2 separate regions of the Mus musculus genome follow, and region 1 is linked to region 2. The links are chromatin loops, found by intact Hi-C in ENCODE. Cell type or tissue: heart. All regions are shown on one strand. Links, peaks and the distances in the headings refer to the core of each region. The heading gives the core; the rest is flanking DNA.

Region 1 (11,763 bases), core at 4,104-6,603, 77 kb before region 2:
TGCTTTCCCACCCAGAATTCTGCCAGTGTGGAACATAACATATGGGGGACAATGAAATCTAAACTGAATAGTAAGTATACTTAATACTGTAAACATTTCTATTTCGACTTAAATGGGGAGGGGGAGCGTGGACAACAGGATGCTGATTTCTTCAAAGAATGTTCAAGGGAAATGAAGATTTCAAAAAAAGTATGCGAAACTTCCAGGCAGTTTGAATAAGGGAGAAAAGAGCCTCGGATTGCTATGCAGCTGGGGGCATGCAGGAGACAGCCAGTCTGCAGAGGGTGGACATTTCATCTTGCCTGCTATTCATCACCTTTAGAAAAGTTTGCTGAAAGAAAAAGGCAGCAAGGGATGGAAGAAAAACATGCATCTACCAACTTACTTGACTAATCTCCCCTGAAAACTAAAGAGGTAATACAAGCCAAGACTCCACGCGCTCCACTTAAAAGAACAAAACAAAATACAAGGCACCATCTTCCACAGGGTGGAGGGAATGCCAGAATAAATGTTGTCACAAAAGATGAAAAACGGCAGCCATTTAACAGTGCTCTCTGGTTAACGTCTCAATAGGCACATGGAGCTAGCCCTGTTAATGGGCACTTTGTTCTCAGCCAAAAGGATCGATCCAGCAGTTATAATTATGCTACAGCAGCCAAAATTAAACCAGGTGTACACATGAGGACTTCCCAAACACAGGAAGGGAAGGAGGGGCCTCAAAATTTCAATACCTGGATGGTGGCTATAGGGGTTGAAGAATACCTGGAGTGGGGGAAGGAGAGGGAATGTGTCTGTACATGTGTCTGAGATTATGTGTATGTTTGTGGGTCTGTGTGTGTGCGTGTGTGTGTGTGTGTGTGTATTTGAGAGAGAGAAAGAGAGAGAAGGGGGGAATGGGAGGGAGGGAGGAGGGGGAGGGAAAGGAATATGTGTGTACAGGTGTCTGACTGTGGGTGTGACTCTGTGTGTGTGTGTGTGTGTGTGTGTGTGTGTGTGTGTGGTGTGTGTGCGCGCGCGTGCGCGTGCACATACACAGTCTAAACGAGTGGCATCTTGATCTGATATATTGGACTCTGTAACACTTTTTAAATGTTAAAATGATTTCATGGTGGACAAATCCTCAGCACAGAGAATCATCAATAATAATGTCAGGGAGAATATGGGAACCAGATATATAGTGAGCTCCACAAAAATGGCTACAGCACTAGCTCCTTCTCCACAGGGTCTTCCACAATGTGATTTGTCATCACTCGTGTGGGTTTGTCTGAGCCATGGCCTCACTGTGTAGTCCTGGCTAGCCTCAGACCTTCCACCTCCCCAGAGTCAGAATACAGAAGAGTGTCCTGTGTATGCCTTGCCCAGCAGTGTGGCCTCAATGCTCCTCCATCCATCGGACGACTGTCACCGCTAAGCACTAAGCTCACGTCTAACATGGACTGCTGCCGTAGGGAGCAGCCACCTTGACCTTCCGGCCCATCAGGCCTTCAGATGCCTCCAGTCCTAATATGCCCTGACACTGTCTCATAACAGACCTGGAGATGGACCTGTGCCACTCAGTCAAATGAGCACACAAAATCATGAGAGGCAACCACCACGCATGCTCCAGAGTCACTCCATCTTAGATAACTCCTTATACAGCCATAGAAGATAGTCATGCAGCAAAATGAACCCAAAGACTTGAGAACCAGGATTGAGGAGGAAAGGAATCTGTCCCCATAAGGGGCTTCTAAACCTAAGCTTCCCTTCTCTGTTTACAAGAACATTTCAAACTCAAAGCCCCCAGTCTTCCTGGAACTGCATGGAGACCCATGCACGGAAGGTGCTGGAGCTACAGTAGGAGAAACTAAGGAAATGTCTCTGCAGCCCCAGTATTTCAGGGCGTTCAAATCACTGCTCTGAGCTCTGCCCTTGGACAATCATAAAAGAGTCTCCAGGGCCTGAAATCTAAAAACGCCTTTTAAAAGATGTGAAGAGCCATATTCTCTCTGAGCCTCTATTTTAAAGTAATAAGGAATGCACTGGCCCAGTGTTGCCTCCAGTAGCAATCTACCTACGTCCCAGAAAAGGATAAATGCTGCCTGCCATGTCTACACTTGGACTGGCGAGAGCACACCCTTACCCAAACCCTCACCCCTCTTTTCCTTTCTTAGCTGTATCTCTTCACTCCAGTACTCAATAAATCCATGAGAAAGAAACAAGTAGCAGAATGTAGTCATGCAACCTATCCTATCCAGACAAAATAGGAAAGGGGCCAGAGTTCATCCTAAGGGAAGAAGACTATAGACGAAGAGACTGCAGTTGGATGCCTCTCAATATCTACATGGATGTGGGACTTAGTGTTCCTGTAAATGACTCAGATGGAAAGTATACTGTCCCAGATATGCTAGATATTGGGTCAGAAGAACACCTAAGGGTCAGCAACCACTGGTGTCCACCAGTCTCAGACCACAAGACTTCACCTTGGCCCTGAGCCATCAATTGTAGGCTCTGAGTTCATCCCTGGCCTTTGGTCCTGCTGGCTTTGAAATCTACAGTCAGTGTTTACTTTTTCATTAGGTCTTACTTTCCTTCTACTGTACCTGGGGCTGAGGATGTGGACCTGGGCAGGTCAGATGTGGTCCCTGCTTTCACTGTATATATGTTCAAGTGAAAAAGAAAAAAAAAAAAAAACAAACAAACAATCCCCTTTTTACAAAACCAGACAATTACAGGGGAATTTATATAGGAGAAAATATACAGGGGAATAGAGGGGATATATAGGGGAATACAGAAGATATATAGGGGAATATAAGAGGGAAATAAGAATTATTTCATATAAGAGACCAAGAGAAAAGTCAAGTTTAGGTTAGGCAAGCATAGGAGAACTCACTTCAGCAGTCACGATTAAGAACAAGACCTGTAATGAAGATGAGATTTAGAGAAACAACACTTATAGACAGAGGACCCAGCATTTACAAAGGTTCTGGGGCTGAAAACAAATTTGGAATGTTCTAGAAGTTTTCAGGGACACCAGCAGGGCTAAATCAGGTAGCAGAAGAGCACGGAGCAAGTGGGTGTGAACAAAAGCAAGATGTGACACAGGAGAGTAAAACATTTCACTTTTAGCCCATGAACAACGGGATGCTCTTGAAAGGAGATCAGGAAAGTGAATAAAACGAGTTGATAATTTTAAAACTCGGCTCCCAAGTTAGGACTAAACACTTACCTTTGGCAGGAAGAGTGTCCAGGAAAGACCTGTTAGAGAACTTATGTGTCCACTTATTTTGATTCTTTCCTGGAAATCTGGGTTCTGGTGTAAACAATAGAGCTCTTTTCAAAAGTGAATTAATAATCTAGTGAAGAGCAGAGAACTGGAGAGCCTACGTCCTGATTTGGAAAGGGAAGAAAAGAAAATTTCTCAGAAGAGATTTGTACCCTTGATCCCTCTGAGCCTGGATCACCTTTTAAGAAACAGGGTATTCTAATTAGTCCTGGGATGCCTCAATACCACAGCATAAAACTGCATCAGAGCCCAGCAGCTCTTCTCTGTAACGTCTATACAGTCCTTGAAATGGGTTATAGTTACCAGATGGGCATGCTGAGCAATCAACCACAGTTTCAATCAAAAGGTAACCATGGCTCAGAGAAGAAGAGCATTGGCCGTTCTTCCAAATGTCCTCGGTTCAATTCCCCGTACCCACATGGTAGCTCACAACTGTCTGTAATTCCAGTTCCAGGGAATCTGACATTCTCACACAGACATACATGCAGGCAAAGCATTAATAAATATATATAAACAAACAAACAAACAAACAAACAAATAAATAAATAAATAGCAGAACAGTAATGAAAACCATATGTACATGTCATGGTTCAGATATAAGAGAGACTTCATCTTTTCAGTAGACAGATATTTAATATGTCCCTAGACAAAAGCATTTTCTTTCCAATTCCTTCCTATTGCCATTGAGAAGTCCCCAATAGGCAGGCAAAGGAACTCAATAGACTTAGCAAAAATCTAGGCTCAGTGTTGGAAGTGTTGTTTATCCATGTGGCTTATAGCTAGGCAACATCTATTTATCTACTTCACTCAAAAACAAGGGATGGCTTTCATTGAGTTGAATAGGCAAAAAAAAAAAAAAAAAAAAAAATTGTGGAAACTATACTTCAACAAACACACACACCCTGAAAGTCAAATTCATATACCTAATCTCTGAAGTGTGTCGAGAATAACTGATGGAAGAAAACATACTGTAGACACAGGGCACCTTGATGCTCTGAAAGAATGGAATGGAGAGTGTCCTATAGCATACCCAGAATGCACTTGGCTTCAAAATCCTAAAGGCATTCAATTCGTTATTTCCATTCTGCCCCATGTTTTGTAATATAAAGGGCACTGAAGGGTCAGGAAACCAGATAAAGAAATAATGAGAATTGAGACTATGTAGAAAGATAGAATTGGGGAAGTGAGGGAGTCAGGAAAATGGAGCCTAGCCTTCAAAGGGAGACCCTAGGGTACCTGGACAAAAATGGGATGGAAATAAAACCAGTATGGACTACAATAAATGTCTACGAGTTTGAATGAATCTGCCCAGCTTCAAAAAGTTTTGGCTTGATCAGTGAATTGAAGAACCCAAGAGCTGAACAGATGTTGAGCATAACTTATATTAACCCTGTAGATCCCAAGGAGGCTTTTTAAATGAGGAGAGTCGCTGATTTCTCCAGCCCCAAGTACTAGAGATCACACGCAACTCGTTCGTGATACAAATGTGTCCCCTGCTTTAATTAAACTCCTTCTCTCATCAAGGGAAGGAGAAATAATCCCAATCTAACGTCTCATCCATGATGAACTTTGCCGTCTCTCTTCTGTTTCCAAATGAATTTGGCTTATTAAAAAAGTAATGAGCTATTAATTAACTCTACGCTCATACAAAGCTGTTTAATTCTCAATCTAATTAGCAGCAATCTGTTGAAGGATTCTAACGATTATTTTAAATTTGCTAACAGAAACATCTTTTCACTTTTCATAAGTTATTTATAGACAGAGCTCACATTGGATCCTGCTTGGGTTTTAATTTGATAACAGTTTTCCTAAGTACTTGGCTCATCTACCATCTCTGTCTGACAGGGTTGAGAGCTGTCACCACCAGAAAAGCCCAAAATAGTATCAAGGTCAGTGACATGGCCTGGACAGGGTTTCGTGCTGTCTCTGACAAGCCTCGGATGGTGAGGTACAGGAGGCAGAGGAAGAGGAACTGTGTCCCAACATTATGCCCACTGAGGGAAAACTCACCTATGCTGAGAGATAGATACAAAGCCTCAGATCGAGGATGGAAGGCATGGAATTACTGCTGGAGCAAAGTTTGGCAACCAGGGAAGTATTCCCACAGCCTCGGTAGGAATGTCCCTTTCATAACTGAAACAACAATGAACATTTCAGAAACTCTTATTTAAGAAAGAATATGCACTGGGCTGCGAAGATGCTTAGTGGGTAAAATGCTTACTAGACATGCGTTAGGACCTCAGGCTGATTCCCAAAACTGACATAAAAGAGCCCAGCAGGGTGGTGGACATTTGCAATCCCAGAGCTGGCGAGGCAGAGACAGGCAGATCCGTGGGGCTCGTGGGTCTTCCAGCCTAGCCTTAATTGGCAAATTCCAGGCCTGTGATAACCCCTGTTTTATAGATAGAGGTTTTGTTAGACATACTACAGTAAAGTGTGAAACTATCCCATCATATTGTACATGCATACCTTTTATGATTTGCATTTTTACAGACATCAAAAGCTTGTATGTACATAGTCATGTCAAGGGCTTTGTGCTCCAAACCAGAGACTCGGTGAACACATGACCAAGCCTCACGGAAGATGGACTGTGTACACAGGGGCATTTTGGTTCTTCCTCTGTAATATAACAAATTAGATTGCTCTCGGTGTGACACTCTTTCCTGCCTCCAAGATCTAATGTGAGACACGCCTGCTTGATGTGTGTCACTGCTGTTCCCTAGCACCTCAGGAAGGCTGGAAACCATTTCCTAGTCCAGGTCCTACCTGTCACCTGAAGAGGTAAGGTGAACAATGGGTTATAAAGCCACGTACTAAAACCACCTGCTGTGCATTCCCTCGTCACGCGCCTCAAGCAGACACATTTTCTATGCCTCAGTTTCCTCTTCTAGAAATAAACTAGTTGCTGCCTTACATGGTTCTTACAAGGATTAATGAATTAATATCTCTAAAACTCTTATAACACAACAGCACATAATACACACTCTGTAAGATCTAAGGGAAATTAATATTAGCTGAGCATTCTCCCTATAAGATACATAGACTCAGGGACACGATAAGGCTATTTACCTCACTAATCACAAGGCAAGAAATTCAAATTATAGAGAACATTTGGTCCTGGTGTGCAACTTTCTGTAAGCATTGTTTTTCCCTGTCCCTTTCTTGAGAAAACATAGGTAGAACATTACATTAAATGGCACCCTATTTGAGCCCTTGCCAGTGTTATTTATTAAGTGTCATTAGTCATTAAAATACTAATAATTCACTGGGTTTTTTAAAATTAAACACAGGACCTTGCAAAAATTAAATTTAAATAAGTTGAATACTAATAGTGCGGAAGCCTTGGGGAGTGTTATTCCCAAATCTACTTATTTATTTATTTTACAAAAAAGAGTTGTGGTTATAAATAGCATTAATAATAACAGTAATAATAGCCAGCATTTATTAAGCATTACCCATATGCCAGGCACTCTGTTGAGTGGGTTTTGGGCAGAACAGCACGTCAGTGTGTGTGTGTGTGTGTGTGTGTGTGTGTGTGTGTGTGTGTGTGTGTGTGTGTAGGTGTGTGGTGATGACGAATCAACACCCATGATGGTGAATTTCTCCTCTCTGGAGTACTTCTCCCCTCCCTCAACTCCCTCCTAAGTTGCTCTCTCATGGAGCCAGTGCCTGAGGATGTGGTCTAGGAGGGGATACCCAGTTACCACATCACTGCCCTCCATAAGCTAAGAAGGTGGCAGGATATACAAGCTACCAAGAAAATCAGAAGAACCAAACATGGTCCAATTGAGGACCAAGGTCTTCCTTGTGTATATAGCCTAAGCAAGGTCAGAAGATACCAAGGCACTTAAAACCAATCTCCAAATGAGTTGTGGTTTGGAGGTTCCCACTCTGGACCAGGTTCCTCTCATTGGACTACCAATTACACCATTAATCATAGTTCTCATTCAGGGCACAAGCTCATCTTGGCAATGTCTAGAAACATGCTGGGCCTTCTTACCTAGAAAAGGAGTATAGAGAGAAGACATACATTCTGCTAAGTGTCCCACACAGCATAGAATAGGCTCTCATAAGAAGAGCTTCCTAACCCCAAATCCCAATTCTATTTCCTGTGTAATCCAAGAATAAGCAACCCAGGCTGACAACAGGACGACCTGTGGGTCTGTCTGGGCAAGTACTCTCATCGCTCTATTATAAGCAACTGCCTGAGTGAACCACTGAACCTTGCTTTTCTCTTCTTCAAGAGCAGAACTTGAGGACATCATCTATACATCCCTCAACATAGCACAGCACACTCAACAGTTGTGGCAACCACAGGTTGGTTCTCAAAGCAGTTCTGAGGCCACTTTAATCTCCATTTCCCACTTAACACCAACTCTGGGTGCTGGCTGAAACCTTTGCCTTTGGGAAATGAATTCCAAACCATGACTGGAATTGGTCCTTGTCAAGGGACAGAACTCACAACTTTGGCCTAATTAGTGCCACAGACACAACTATTGACCTGGTCAAATAGAGCTACCAAAGAGTTGCATTTCTGGTTGAGTACATCTAGCAGCTGGCCCCATACAATCATAGCATGTTAATCGCAGAGCAGACCCTGTAGAATCAAGAATCTCAATGTCTACAAAGCCATTAGCTCTCAGATGCCCCTGGTAGGATGGAGGCCACTAGGTGTTAAGATGGATTATAAACCAGAGCACACAGATAAGGAATGGAATGAGATCAGGAGAGTAAATCACTCATGGTCTTTCCTTGGACAATGTTCATTAAACAAGACTAATATCAATGTCACAAAATTAAAAACAGAATAGAAGACTGCACCAAAGCCCACCAGCTGAGTACCAGACCTACCTGCATGGGAAGAAATGGTCAATAGCACTTGCTGTTCTTCCAGAGGACCAGGGTCCAATTCCTGGCACCACACAGTGGCCCACAACCATCTGTAGCTCCAGTTCTAGAGGATCAGATACCCTCATTTGGCCTCCACAGGCATCACGTATGCATGTGGTGCACAAATATACGTGCAGGCAAAATGCCCATACATATAAAATAAATAAAAAAGAAAACAAAGCAAAATAGAAAACCCATCAACCATGAACTCCATGTGAATTAATACATATTGAATCGTGTAACTTGTCACACAAAACACTAGCCCAACCTCAGTGACTAGAACACATTATAAATCTGAACAAAGGTATCCAGACGCCAGTGGTCTAGTAGTGGTCCATCAAGGCTTTGCTTGGGCTTCAAATCTGGCTCACTTGACCCTAGTCCTCCTTGAAATGGTGAACTAGGTGAGTCTGATCATTTTAAGGTAGTAACCAAAGGACAAGATACCAGCAGAAACACATGCTGCTTCCTAGGTTGGGCACAGATACCTCCGTGGGCATGGTGCTGGCTCAGGTAAGTAATGGGGATGATGTCAACACACTGGGTAGAGAGGTGTGCTCCATCTCCTCTGGAATGAAATACAGAGTCACGTGGCTAGAGGGAGGAAACAGGAATTGGTGACTACCATCTACCATTAAACCTATTCTATCATGAAAGACTTCAAGCCAGTTGCATACACTTTTGAAGTCCATGCTTACACAATGTTTACCCCCCAAATTTAACTCTCATGATTTAGTTCTAATATACAGCACTATGCCTGGACATACTACTTATTCACTATTCTCACCAATGACCCAACAGGAAATAAATAGCAGGGATCTATGTAATCTAATGGCTATCTGGAGCCAAAGGTCACCCACTATCTCCTGTTTTCTGCCATCCAAAAATCAAGACAGAACTATCCCTTTGAATCTTGCTCAAGTTTCCTTTCCAACACATAATTTTGGCAGCTAGAGAGAAGGCTCAGTGATAAGAGTACATAGTGTTTTTGCAGAGGACATGAATTCAGTTCCCAGTACCCATGGACAGGGACGCTCACAACCCATGTAACTCCAGTTCTGCAGGATCTGGTGCCCTCTTCTGGCCTCCATGAGCACCTGCACTCAAGTGCACATACCCCCCCCCCACACACACACACACCATGGACCAACATACATACATCCATACATACATACATACATACATACATACATACATACATACATACATACAAATACACGACTTAAAATTAATCTTCAAAACGTAAGTTTGCAGCATTTTCAAATGAGGATGACATAGACTAAAGAGATATGTTCCATATATGGAAAGGTGTTGAGAGAAGACAAGAGTCAGCCTCACCCCCACCTCTACCCCTACACCAGAGGAACACTACAATACACCATTCTCTAAGCCAAGTCCAAGGCATTCTGATCCAAAGCCAATTATAAGAAACTAGGTTTGTTTTACTATCAAGATCAGAAACTGAGGCTTGCACTCTCATGACAAATACATTCTCATTGAAGCTTCAACCTAAATGATGGCAGGCATTGTTCTCATGGAAGGGCAACCTGCAGATTGTATCCAAGAAGATCTGGAAAGACCAATATGTCAATCAAACGGAGTGCCCTCTTCTGAGAGTCACACCTTCCTCCTTTTATGACACTATGTAGCATCCACACATGACAGAGCCAACTCAGCTTGGTCCTGCCTTCTATCACAGGGTTGGGGGAGGGGAGTGGTTTTGGAAGTGTAATGCATTTATGTCTGGTGATCTCAGAAATAAATATTTTATGGTTGATCTGAAGCAGGAGTCAGCAAACTTTTTTTTCTGGAGAAGGCCATAAAATAAGTATTTGTTAGCTTGCTGCTTTCACAACAGTGGCACAAGGCTGAATTCTAATAAAATGTAACTCACAAAAGCAGGAGGCAAAGTGGATCTGGCCCCTGGGTCATATTTTGTTGATCCTTTATCTAAAGGGATGAATATGCATTTCTCTAAAGCTCTCGAATAAGCTCAAGAAAAAAACTAAAATCTCAGGTTGACTTTCAGAGAAGGTGAAATTCTCTTGACCTATGCTGTCCTTGCTTTAGAACAAAGCCTGAAGTTGTTCCAAAGGTAGATCCCCAGTGTGTCCAAACTACCTGTCACACCTCCAAGAAATCCAAGGAAATGTCTCACACCTTCTTGGGCAAAGGGGGGTTTAAATGATGCTTCCTCATCGGTTTCTCAGTTAACCATCTTTATAGGTCAATGGACTGGAAAATTGAGTTCCCATTTTACCGATAGGGATACTGAGGTTTTCTGAGCAGAGGCATCCATCCAAGATTACACAGCTGGTAGACGGTGAAACCAGGATCCCAAATGAGTTTATGTAGATTCTGACTCAGGCATTTTCAAGCTTCATAACAGAAGCTAGGCTGCAGTGGTTAGAAGGGAGGGAGGGAGGGAGGGAGGGAGGGAGGGAGGGAGGGAGGGAGGGAGGGAGGGAGGGAGGGAAAGAAGAAAGAGAGAGAAGGGAAGAAAGAAAGAAAGAAAGAAAGAAAGAGAGAGAGAGAGAGGATGCCAGCTTTCATTCTTAAAATGTCAGATGTGTCTAAGGAAATCATTAGTGACGAATTTAAATTTTTGAGCATGGTGTTCGTTAAGGTCCATCGTATGAAATACCAGAAGCAGGTTAAACACCCAATATTAAAGGGAAGGTTGAACAGATTTAGATACAACTATCAAAAGTAATGTTCTGGCACTAGGGAGATGGATCAGTGGATAGAACATTTGCCATGCAGGCAAGAAACAGGAGTTAAGTTCCCTGGTACCCATGTAAAAGCTGGGCAGGCACCGCACCCTCCTGCCATGCCAGCACTTAGGGAGCAGAGACAAGAGGTCTCCAGTGCAAGCTGCCTACCTGGACTAGCCAGAACCTGAAGCTCTGGGCGCAGAGAGAGACCTTGCCTCAAGGAACAGAGGGGAGAGTGACCATGGAAGACACCCGATGTCTACTGCAGGACTGCAAATACCTGTGTGCATGTGTGGACATGCACCCACACACATATGTGCCTACATAAGAGCATGCATATATACATAGATGCATGAGAACATGTAAAACAAATAAAATAATGTTCATACATTTGCAATGAGAGTAGAAAATACTCATTATGTTTTTGATAACCCTGGGCTCAACATAGTAATGAAAGTGGGGCCCTGATTACCAGGTATATTAAGTGTATAAACTCAAGTCCCCATGACCTGGGGATGACAAGCAATTTGGATGTTTCCCAGATCATTCAATATACATCTTTGACTTTTCCAATCTGACTAACTCATTAAAAGCAACCTTTTAACAAATTATTTTCTACTCTCTCTCTCCCACTATTCTATCCTAGGTCCTTTATAATTTACTCACAAAATAGTATCATACAAGTAACAGTCCATCTTCTAGAACCAAGGAAGTATCTGTTTATCTTCCTTGACTACAGGCCACCCCTACAACCCTTTAGAAAGCTAAAGCAATGCTCTCTGAATGTTCTGAGAAATCCCCCCAAGAACTAGGGTGATGGTGAATTCTGTCCTGTTTTATAAGCCCTGAAGAATGAAAAGGAATCTCCTGGTTCCTGGTTCCATTGTCGGACTTTTC
Region 2 (11,763 bases), core at 4,337-6,836:
TAGTACATTCTATTGGTTCTTTAGTTTCTTGCCTCTTCCAAAGGGAGCACGGTAAAAGCAATGGGATGTCACTTTCGAAATCAGGTTACAAAAGGCTCACTGCCCTCTTCACTCACTCTGCTGAGCTGTGGGCTGCCCCACGCTGAGAAGGGCCCATGTGTGAAGGAATGGAGGGCAGCCTGAGGTCCCAGGGAAGAGCTGAATCCCACAGCTACCTCATGGGAAAGCAAAAGAGCAGGGCCTCAGCACAATCCTGGAAGCTCTCACAAACACCTTGACTGAATCCAGTGAGAGGCTCAGACCAGAGGACTCAGCTAAGCTTCCTGCTACAAAGAAATCCTGAGACAGCAGAAGGGCACAACAGAAGGGGGGGGGGGGGGGGAGTGGTTCCTTTTTAAGGTGAGACTTAAAATTTTTCGCCCTTCTCTTTTTCCTAAAAGTTGGCACCCAGTGAACCCTGGCAGGGGTCCCCAGCACGGAGCTTGCATGCATGGAGGGACCACTTCCTAAATGCCTAAGGAGAAGAGAAACTGTAACATCAGTTTCTAGGCTGTACTAATTTAAGCGCAAAGTGTGACAATGTGACAAACATTTTAATTAGATTAATAAGTTCTCACATTCGAACCAACTTTATTAAACCCAAGAGCTAAATGATTGTGGGTCTCTGCTGTTTAGATTTCGTTTCCATCCCTAACATTACCAGATGCCTCTGTTTTATCCCGTTCTAGGTTAATGTTCAAACAAAAGCACAAATGGACACCTCATGTGTTGATGTCCCCAGGACTCTTAAAATATCACCCAGATGTATGTTTGAGTCAGAATACCTAGTGGTTAACCTAAGATCCAGCCTACTGTCAAAAATAAATAAATAAGAACTCTCAAAGATAGTGAGAAAGGATGTGGTGTGGAGGAGATTCACAGCCCAAATTGTGATCACGCGAGCAGAAACAAGTCATTAATACTTGAGGAAGTCAAGACCATCCGATAGCAGGTACTTTTAAAACATTTTTTATGCCTGCTGATATGAGTTTGCCTATGCAGTCACTCATTCTTTCATTCATCTTTACTCAATAACAAGGAGACAGCTGAACTGCCATTTTGAGATGAAAACATGACCACCTGCCGGGCAAGGGGGATGACTCACAAAAACAGATTCTGTTTTCATGACCATTTCCAGACCCAAGAGACAAAAGGGGATACAGTGGTGTCTGGGGCATTCTGAGAAGCAGGCTGAGAGGATGCCATGAAGCAGGAGCTCAGGGACAGAGGGACATGAGCTCTGAATCCTGTCTGAGCACAAGGTACAAGATGGCAAAAAAAAAAAAAGATCAAGATGGGTAACACTGGTTTAAGATCAGCATGAAAGTCAGACATGGTGGTACATGGGGAACCACAGAGCAAGAGCCTACATCCAAAGCCAGGGGCTGGGAATATAGTTCATTGGTGCAGCACTTGCCTAGCAATGTGCAAGACCTGGGTTTGATGCCTAAAACATGTATGCACATATTACATACACACACACACACACACACACACACACACACACACACTATTCCAGAGAGTTGATGGAAGCCCCTAAAAAAGATAGACAGAAAACCAATACAGAGCTTTTTTTTTTTTTTTCCTCAACTGTGCAGCTATTTATCTTGGCTGGAAACCCAGGGCCAAAAAGCACTACACCTGTGTTTATCTGGGAAGCATAAGATGCTTCTGCTAAACTGCCACATCCTTGCTATCGTGACTTATATATGCCCAGCCCAGGGAGTGGCATGATTAGAAGGTGTGGCCCTGTTGGAGTAGGTGTGGCCTTGTTAGAGTAGGTGTGTCACTGTGGGTGTGGGCTTTAAGACTCTCATCCTAGCTGCCTGGAAGTCAATATTCTGCTAGCAGTATTCAAAGAGCCTGCTTTCAACCTCAAAAATGCATAGAGCCATCTAATTACTCGAGTTCTTTGCCAAAACTTCATAGCCTTAAATTTTATTTTAACTATTGCCAAAGCAATGAGTAAGGAGGCAACTAGTTTAGAGATTTAATTCACAGATTAAAGAGACTAAAAACCTACAGGCCTTGCAAGTATCCCATGTAAGTATTTTGGAAACTGGAGCGAGATAAGACACTCTCCTTGGATGCCTGGTGGTATTCCTGCTTTACAGATGTGGAAGCAGAGAAATGCTTCATCAAGATCATACCACACACTTCATTTGGAAGCTCACATTGAAGTAAACAGTTTAAAGATTTAATTCCACAACATTCCACCCACTCTAAGTATATCCTTCTAGCATGTCCTGCCGATTCCTGGAGTTAACCAATCAGGATCGCCTCCTTCCCAGCGGTCAAGCAATTCCATCGTCTCAAAAAAGCGATCTCACACCAGCTTGCTGAGAACCCCTGCCCGTGCCCAGCCTGGGAAGCCAATGTTCTCCATAGGTTTGCCTTTTCTGAGTCCCCCATACACTATGAAAAGCATCTAGCCGCTTTAACTTAGCATCTGATTCTTGATATATGTCTTAGCAGATATCCGAAATTCACTCTCTTTTATTAGCAGCAATATCCAATCGGATGGATACGTGGGTTCCTTTCCATTTGGGGCGACTCCAAATAATACTTCTTCGAGCATTCATGCTCCCATCTTCCTCTGGACTTGTGTGTTAATTTCTGCCAGGCAGGTTCCTAAAAGCATGAGGGCGTCGTCCTATGGCAGATGCAGGTTTCCCGTTTTAAAGAAATTGACAAACTAATCACCAAAAATGCTTTTTGCTGCTTTTTAGTCCCTCCGGCACCCAATAAAAATTTTAATATGAATATTCAAAAACCACAAAGGGTCCTATGCACACTCCACTGGTGTGCAGAGGTTGGATGTATGAGTGAGACGCGTACTTCATTCAACACTCCAGTGTGGGTCTACCACCCTGCAGACTTGGTATGTTTCTTAGTGACTTACTGAATACGGATCCCACTGGGCTTCTGAGTAGCCCTCCTGGTGTGTACATAGGAAATGCCAAGTGAATCACACTGAGATCTGGGGACCATAGAGGCCCTAAGTGTCACCATTTGCCATTCACATGTTGTCCCTCCATCTCTCTGCCTCTCATTCCTGTATTGAGATTCACTTTCAACAGGCCCAGTGGGGGTCGGTGGGCGGGGGTGGGGGTGGGAGGGGGGGTAGTATCCTGGTTCATCTGAACTGATTACCACTGTCCCTTTAACTACATCTGATTTAACAATTAAACCCTGTGGCTTCCTTCCTCTCTCACTCCATTTGAATCCATTTTCTAAGATGCCATAAAACATCCTAACTGACTTTTCCTAGCCTCGTGGTGCCGGCTCCTAAACCCATCACACCTGTTGGACACAGCTTGTTCTCATAGCGTTTTAAATTTGTTCCTTGGAATACCATAGCCTGCTATACCTTGGTCTTAGTCTTTGCTTATTTATCAACTTCATAGGTGCAGCGCACACTTTATTTCTGGGGTTCATAAGAGGCAGGAGCAGAGGTGGGGACAGAGCCTGACCAGAAAGGAGGAGCGTATGCAAAAAAGAGGAAACAGTGATAAGCCCCAAAGATTTTACCCTGATGACCTTTTTAAATCTGTGCCAGTTCAAAGGTCAAAGTGCAGTTAAAACATTCTTTCCACAAATTCTGGGACAACTAAACTGACTACTGTCACTTGCTGGGACTTTTCATTTGAAATTTCTTTCTAAAAATAGTATCAGGGAATCAAGACCCACTCCCCCCCCCCAAAAAATGAATAAAGGATGGAAAACTAAAAAGCATCATGAAAGTCCAGCCGTCTCCTGCTTAGTGCTTCACTTAGCTTGGCAGGAGCACCACGGCCCCAGCTCGGATACACGCAGGAGCACAGAGCCATGCCAAGGAGAGTAACAGTTGGCTCCCACTCTGGACAGAGTACCCCCCCCCCATGCATCTTCTGCTTTAGTCCTCACAAAATTCAGTGAGGCAGCTCTAATTATCCTCACTTTGCAGATAAGAGCTTGAGGTTGGAGAAGATAAACAGCCTGTCCAATGTGGCACAGCCAGTACCAAAGGCAGAGGTGAGATTCAAACCAAGAACATTGAGCTCCAGTGCTTTTCTCCAAGCCACGCTGCCTCCCAAACACGATACTCCTTCCCCATCCTGGTTACTGTGAGGCTCCACCATCTCTTCATCACCATCGATAAATATTTATCAAGGACCACTGCCTACATAGCAATGCTCTTGTTTCCACAGCAACACGCAGTCAGAGAGTCATGGGAGTATCCCGTGCTTAAGAGAACGATGCTGTAATATCCTCTGATCATGGCTCTGTAAGGTGACAGTTATAACACTACAAGAGAAGCCATCTCTGCTGGCAGCCTGAAGCCTGTGGAAATGTGCTTAGGATAAACAAGAAGGAACTGAAACAGAAGAGAAAGGTACAGACTGTAACCCAAGACGGAGGTCTCTATTTATTTCATGTTTGTTGTTGTTGCTGGAACAGAATCAAAGCCAGGTCTCCACATTAATTGTTCTGTTATTAGGAAACAAATCAAGCAATCCAGGACAGAAAGTAAAATGCAACTGTAGTGGGAACAGCTCCCCAGAGGTATCTGGCAGCAATTATTGAGTTAAATGACTACATTGCTTACAACTGCCACCCAGAGTCGGTCCCTGTCAAGATTTGGCTTTAACTTGTAATACTGAAACCCACTGATAAATAGACTAATTATCCCGTATCTAATTACGTAGCCATAGCCTTCCCTCATTCCCAAATCATGTGTTCTGTTTACCAACTATTATCAAAGCACTTTTTTTCTTTTACTATAATCCCTCGCCAAAAAAAAAAAAAATGTAGTGGCTCATGAAACACAGGGTAGAGTAAGGTAGGGGGAAATTGCCTTTGATGACAGCTTCTGACTCCGACTTTTGGACACTGTGACCAACAGTCACAGCAAAGCCCATCAGCCCTCAATGTCCTAGATGTAAGCTCACAAATTGAAATTGCTTCCGAGACCGGGGAATCTTCAGATCAAAGGAATATGGAGAACACACTACTGAGTTTTAAAATGCATTATTTACTCAGACTTGCAGAAAGTTTAAAATAAGCTTTTTCAAAAGAGACCCAAACTATAATCATACTTATAACAAATTTGGATTCTGACAATACCACAATGAGGAATAAAATAAGAAGAGAAGTCCGTTTTAACAAGTCAACAGTTGCAGGATTAACGCGTCGACAATTACAGATGTTCATAAGGAAAGCCCCGGAAGAATCCAGTTTAAACGATCTAGTTAGCATTAAAGTAGAGCGATAATGAGCTAGGTATAGAAAAAAAAAAGATGCCCATTTCTATAAATGAGCGGAGCTTAGAACGCACCAAGTCACCAAGACAAGCTAATCCTACTCCTTTAAGGAGCCGGGAACAACGCAGCCGCTTGCTAAATATATGCTATTGTAGCTTTGCAAAAGCTATGGGCCCAGGTAGAACCAAAGGAAACATATGGCGCCTTCGCAGTCGATTTCTTCCCAAACTGTACTCCAGGATTGCTTTTCTTCCCGGTGTGTTCCGAGCAGCAAACAAAGAAAAGGTGCTTCCTCCTCACACTTCTCTAAATGTTTTAACAAAAGGCTGCTGAATAAACACATTACTCATTTAAAAATTGAACCGAAGTTCTATCCCTGAGATGAAAGCGGCTCGATTTGCATTTAACAGCTGTGAGCGAGCGCCACCTTGCGGTAACATGCGGAACCGGCGTGCGTTTCAGCCCTGGACAGCTTTCTGGAGCAGGTTCTGGGTTTACAGCTGCTACCCAAAAAAGGTCTGTGGGACGTGTTTGATCCGGTTTCTGCTGCGGGAACGTGAGTACTATTAACGTATGAATGTCCCGCCAAGCCTTAGAAGACAGTAAAGATTAGAATCATAAGTCATACCCGGGTCCCCAGGACTGCCTCAAGCACCCTCCTGCCAGCTTCCTGACACAGCACACCTAACGCAGACCCCAAAGCGAGGGAAACAAGAGCCTTGAAGCATCTTCAGAATGATGTTGCGGCCGTCTCTTTTCTCCCCCTCTTGTCCCAGCCTTTCAGCTTCAGACACCTCAAAAAGAGTGGCCTCCTTGCTCAACTTCGCTGGCACGAAAACAAGCTGTTCCTTCCCATACATCCTGTGTCCAGTTTCCATTTTAACATCAAGTCAGGGAAGAAAACCTAAGACATTTCTAACGGAATGTCACTCCGGCGGTTCTTCCTCTCAAAAGCAGCCTGTTTAGAGACTTCCATCAGGCTCACTGCCTTTCTTTCCCTTTCTTCCTCCCCTGATTTCTTATGTGAGCACAGCTGTTGCTTAGCAATCCAAAAAGAACCCTTTCCTAAGTTCCGCTGACATGCCTCAACGTGCCCCCCGCCCCCGACCCCGACCAGCGACAGCAGCTCAGTGTGGTCACTCCTAAACCAAAGGTGCTAAGAAACTTCGAGGTGATTTTGAACTTGGAGGTATCCCTCCCCACCTCTCCTTCCCTCTTTAAGGGACTCACGGAAGGAAGCCCTACCAGTGGGGTTTTAGTGATGAGAGAGACCCTCGGTAGTGGTCTCTTCAGCTCAGTCGCCACTAAGAAGACACTAGACACACTCTGGGGAACTAGCTACCTGCCCATGGGCAAGCCGAAAGACGAGTGTCCCGAAGTTTTCAGAAGCCCACTAGCTCACTGATCAAAGCCACTGCACTTAAAGGGCCTTAGCAGGGTACCCATTACTCTGGACAGAGCCACGAGGTGAGGTGAGGGTTTAGCCGAGTGGGTCATTCACAAGAACACTCCCATGGGAAGTCCCAGCTGCTAAGGGCTCGCTAAGGGGAGCGGCGTGTTTAGAACAACACTGGATGATCTTCAGTGTCTCCCAGGAGAAAGGAAAAGCCACCGCCCTGGCAGCCTGGGCCTGCTAGGGACCTGTGCTCCCCACTCCAAGAGCGCGCAGCCCAGGAAGCTGCCCGGGTGACAGTGCTCCGCGCCGGGCGAGAAGCGGCGCCTCCTCCCTCCACCCCGAAACACTCGAGTGACAGGTTCCGACAAGTGGGAGGCAGCAAGTGGAAATATTCGCAACAGCCGCGCAAAGTTACTCCCGCCCGGGGGTGGGGGGGAAGCGGCAGGAAAGTAAGGCGACGAGGGGCCAGGGGGGGACCTGGAGCGGGACTGGGCACGCCTGGACACAGCAGCTGCGTCCGGAGGTTGGGACGGGACTCCCACCGGGCCCCGGCATCCCCTGGCCACGGGACCCAACTTTCTCCTCCCAGGGCTGGGGAGAGCGAAGGGGCCCGGGGAGCCCGGCGGGCGCACTCACCTGCGGCGCTCTGCGCTCCGGCGCCGGGCAACGGCGGCCGCTGCAGCCCCAGGAGCAGGAGCCGGAGCAGGCAGAGGGCGAGCCCGCCAAGGCTCCCCATCCGGGCGGCAAGCGGCTCAGCCCCTTCCCGAGGGCGCCGGGGCCGGGACTCGGGCGGGCGCGGGGCGGCCCCGCATCGCCAGCGCGGCTGCAGGCAGTGCGCGCCGCTGGGCTCCCGGGGCTGGCTCCTCTCCGGCTGCGGGAGCCGGCGCCGCTGCGCTCCGAGCCCAGGCGCGGCGCGAACTGAGGCGCGAGGCTGGGCGGGGGCGGGACGCGGGGGCCGGGGGGCGGTGTCCCCAGAGTCCTAACGCCGCCGCCGTCGCCGCCGCCCGCCCGGGCGCTCCGCCTCGGCCACGCACACACACCCTCGCGCGCACGCCCGCCCGCGCCTGGCACACGCCCGCGGCTGCCACTCGCGGGCTCCCCCACGCACCCTCTCCCGGGCTGGCCGGCTCGGGGCCGCTCGCGCACTCAAGCGCGTACACACATCGCTCTTGCACACACAGGATCTGCGGGGTATTCGCCTCTTCGCCCCGCGCCACACCACCCAGCTGAGCATCGCTTTCAGGCTACCCTGCGGGGGCGCAGGTACGAGGCGATGGGGGGAGGAGAGAAACCTGGAACAGCCTTTGAAGTAAGGGTGGGAGAACAGGTGACTGGGGGGGGGGGGGGCAGTGCGAGCAGGCAGGGGGAGGGAGAGGCCCGATCAACTCCGGACGCTACAGGGCTGTGAATTGCGGGAGGGGGATGCTTCGCAAAGCTGGGGACAGCTGTTGAAGGGTCTCCTGCACACCCTAAAATTCTCTCGTATATTCATATTCTCCCTTTCTCTTTCTTTCTCTCTCCCTTTCCCTCCCTCTTTCCTCATCCCCTATCATCTAGTCAGCAGTCCAGCACAGCCGACCTTAATCACAACACATCTCTTTCTCTTGTCCCTAACCCCGCCCTACACACACAGGTGTGGGAATCTCTCCCCCTTCTCTAGCTGCCTCCCCTGTTCTCCCTTTCAGAGAGAAATGGAGCTTTCCCCCTTTTGCTTCCTGGTCTGAACAAAGACCTGGCTGGGGCTGAAGGCCTAAAGACATAGATCACTGGGCAGTGCCTGCCACAGCCCACAGGCCTGCCACCAGGGGAGGGATGTGAGCCTTGTATATAAAGGCCTTCGATAAGGACACCCAAAGATGCTGAAGGGATTCCTACTTTGTAAACACTTTACTGCCTGCCCAAAGCCCTCCTTCGGTTTAACAAAGTGTTTCCCCCTCCCCATTCCACTCCCTTGTTGGAGTCCCAAAGGACTGAACCGGACAGACAGACCATTAGGAGTCATATGGAAGTCAAACACAGCCAGCATCTCCAAAAGTGGGGCACCAGGGGCTCTGGGTTGGAGTTGCTTTGGCAGAGCCTCACTGGTACCCCAGCTCTGCCGAGGTGGACGTTTTTTATTGAACACCAGCCCATTTATTTCTCTCAGCCCACACTTGTAATTCCAGGCAAATGCTTCCACCTGGCTCTGAACGACCTCCCTCCACCTCCACAGCCTCCACTTTTCTCAAGATAAACACAGGGGCCAGCCCATTGCATGGCCAAGCACCTCCCACACTTCCCTGGTCAAAGCACTCTCCCAGGGGAGAGGACCCCTCCCCCCCCCAAAAAAAAGAAAACCCTGCTGCTTAGCCCTCACTCCAGGGAATAGGGTTTGTGCTCTGGGGGGTTTTGGGGGGGGGGGGAGTGGCGGGAGCCTGGGAGTTAGACCTCTTGCAAGCTACCTTGCAGGTCCTTAAATTTTTTACTAATATTGACAGTGCACTTGACTGGGCAGTCATAGCCTTGGCTGTTCTCTGGTGACACAGGATGATTGCCCCCCTGGGAACAATAGGAATAGAAGATCCCTTCAGCTCAGAGCTAAACTGCCCAACTGTTTGATCCAGCCCATGTCTATCCAGGCCTAGCCTTAAGTTAATGAGTTAGAGTGCAGCCTCTAAGAAGAAACATGACTCCAGCCCACAGCTGTGATTGTCCTGGCTGATGGGAGACTGGGGGGGGGGGGGGGGGGGGCTCTGACCCAGGAGAGGAATAGGAGGTCTCTAAGCCACTAAGTAGTTTGGTGTAACTTGTCAGGGTTCCCCTGAGTGCCTGCCAATCCGTCCCCTCTCTCAGGCATTCTAAGGATAAAATAGCGGTTCTCGGGACATCTTCTGGGCTCTCACCATCCCTCAGCTCCTGAGCCCATGCTACAGGATGTTATTTATCACTGTAGCCAAAACTCCAAAATCCGAATGGGGATCGCATGGCCCCAAGGAAAGTCATCTTGTTTCTTGGTGAGCGACTAGCAGAATGTGACCTGATCACAGCAGCAGGTCTTGCTTGCCCAGCTGCAGGGTCTCAAACCAGCACCCTCTTGGGTTTGGTCTGGAGCTGTAGTTCCCAGGCCCTGTGCTCCACCTACTGACTGGTAAGCTTTGGCATCTGGCCTCACTGTCACACTGCACCAGACCAGCTCCCTCTGCCTGGAAGGGCCATCTCACATCCCTTCCCGGGTAAACTCACTTAAGTTTCTCTTTGAGGCATTTGGTCAGCAAACCTGTTGTCCTGGTCCCCTAGGTGCATCACCTAGGAGATGCTATCTCTCCACTTGTCTGTCCTAGGAGACAGTTCCCACAATGCATCTGGACGCTTCACCCAGGGCTGAGGGCAGAGGAGCTTTAAGGAAGGAGGAGGGTGGGTCCCACAAGATCAGTAATGCCCTAAAGATCTTCTCAGAACCAGCTAAAACCACCCTCTCAGAAGGCCAGGGTTCCGAGAGCTCCAGGGTCAATTCCTTACTTCCTGCATTAGCAGCTGGAGGGGGGGGGGGGGATATCTGGTTAGAGAAGAGAAACAGCCATTTGACTCCATCCACCTGCCCAGTGGGAGGGTGCTTTCCTCTTGGCTCCTAGTGCAGGGCAGGCTTTGCATCAGTGCTGAATGAAGGTAGAGCCCAGGGGGTGTCCTGTGATAGCTAGAGGGAGTGAGTACTCCACCAAGCAACCTCCAGTGCTGCTGGACCAGCAGGCCTCTCTCTCTCTCCCCCCCCCCTCTCCCTTCCCCTCCCCCTCCCTCTCATCCTCTGGGCCAGTATTCCATTTACCCTGTGGGATGCTTGGCAAACCTTTAGAAGCCTTAGTTTTCCTATCTGCATGGTGACTTCCCTTCCAACCCTAGTAGGGGTCGAAACAGGAGAATTCAGATGTTGTCTCTTTATCTGGGCAGTTTTCAAGGAAGTGGAAAATGGGATGTACCCTCTCCACAGTGAGCGACACCTGCTGTGCTCACAGTGAGCATGAGTCCAAGAGGCTGAGACTGCAGCCTGAGCAACAGGTGTGACCTATGCCCTCTGGGAGGAAGCATGTACAAAGAGAGGACAGAAAAACACACAGAGACAGGCCTCGTCTCCAGACTCCTTCTGTCCCAGTGTTTCCCAACCTGTCAGCAACCAGGAAAAGACACTCAAGGGCAAAGTGCCTCATCTACCTGTGTAGAAAGGCCAGTGGTGTGGTCCTTGATTTACCCCCATCTTATATATAAGGAGAAGGAGACTCAGGGAAAACAAAGGCCTGTGTGAAGAGATGCTGTGTCCCCTCACTTGCTGTGGGTAGCTGCACTCTTCTTTCTGGGACCCAAGAATACACTTGCTACGTTGCTTATAATTCATCATTTCAGTCTGTATCTAGCAATACTTCAAGTGTTCAGAGGCCACAAATGGTGAGTAGCAGCCGAATGCCACAGCTATAGAAACTTCTACTAACACTGCTATGGCCACGGTTGCCACGCCTCTCCAAAGTCTGACCCATTGTCTGTATTATAAAGTTTTATTGTGCCACAGACATACATAGACCTTGACACATGGATACTTTTTCATATAAACATCTGTTAACACTTTTGTACAGCAGAGGTGACCAAACCATAGGCCATGACTCACATCCAGCCCACTGCTTGATTTTGTTAATAAAGCTTTATTAGCATACAGATTCATTTATTTGGCATGTTATCTTTGCCTGCTCCTAATCTGCATAGGCAGCCACAATATTAATGTCTTTAGTTCATGGACAAAGTGTGACCTCTTTTTAGGTAAAAGTCTCATAGGACAGTCTGACAACCAACCACTGACCTAAAACTCACTTGCAAATGGGGTATCTGGACCAGGAGAATTTCTCTCCCTTCCCCTCCCCCACCTCCTCTCCCTCTCTCCTGTGAACATATCTCAATACAAGTTTTCAGGCCCCACCCTAACCCTATGGAAACACTGGAGGTAGAACCCGGAAATCTTCGAGTTAGACAGCCTTGCCAGGTGATTCCGATAGGAGCTTGAGTTTGGAACCCACGTTATAACACATTCCTGAAGGAAGTTCCAGGAACTGGCACAGCTAGGAT

What was found. Hi-C counts contacts between places; a loop is a spot of excess contacts. Peaks named below come from ENCODE experiments on the same cell type or tissue, not always from the same donor. Only the 100,000 strongest peaks of a DNase experiment are listed, where the experiment ranks them.
Region 1: a loop joins it to region 2, with 2.8 times the contacts of the local background. A loop is called at or near these places in 2 of 42 quality-filtered maps.

What each region holds. Positions count from the first base shown.
Region 1 is chr2:162,576,706-162,588,468 of GRCm38, forward strand. The region is part of intron 1 of Ptprt (protein tyrosine phosphatase, receptor type, T); the gene reads right to left. Among named protein-coding and RNA genes, the nearest start is that of Ptprt, 79 kb to the right of the region's middle. In heart, for the core only: no CTCF peak of the experiment used is centred there; a DNase peak (open chromatin) is centred at 5,156; H3K27ac peaks cover 1,569 bases.
Region 2 is chr2:162,653,486-162,665,248 of GRCm38, forward strand. Ptprt (protein tyrosine phosphatase, receptor type, T) reads right to left here and starts at 7,662. Exons shown (of 31, transcript NM_001291150.1): 1 at 7,315-7,662. The coding sequence starts at 7,414. It overlaps 9430021M05Rik (RIKEN cDNA 9430021M05 gene), which reads left to right and starts at 7,678. Exons shown (of 4, transcript NR_033569.1): 1 at 7,678-7,941; 2 at 8,236-8,311. In heart, for the core only: a CTCF peak has its summit at 5,717 (motif pointing left); no DNase peak of the experiment used is centred there; H3K4me3 peaks cover 1,537 bases; H3K27me3 peaks cover 1,142 bases.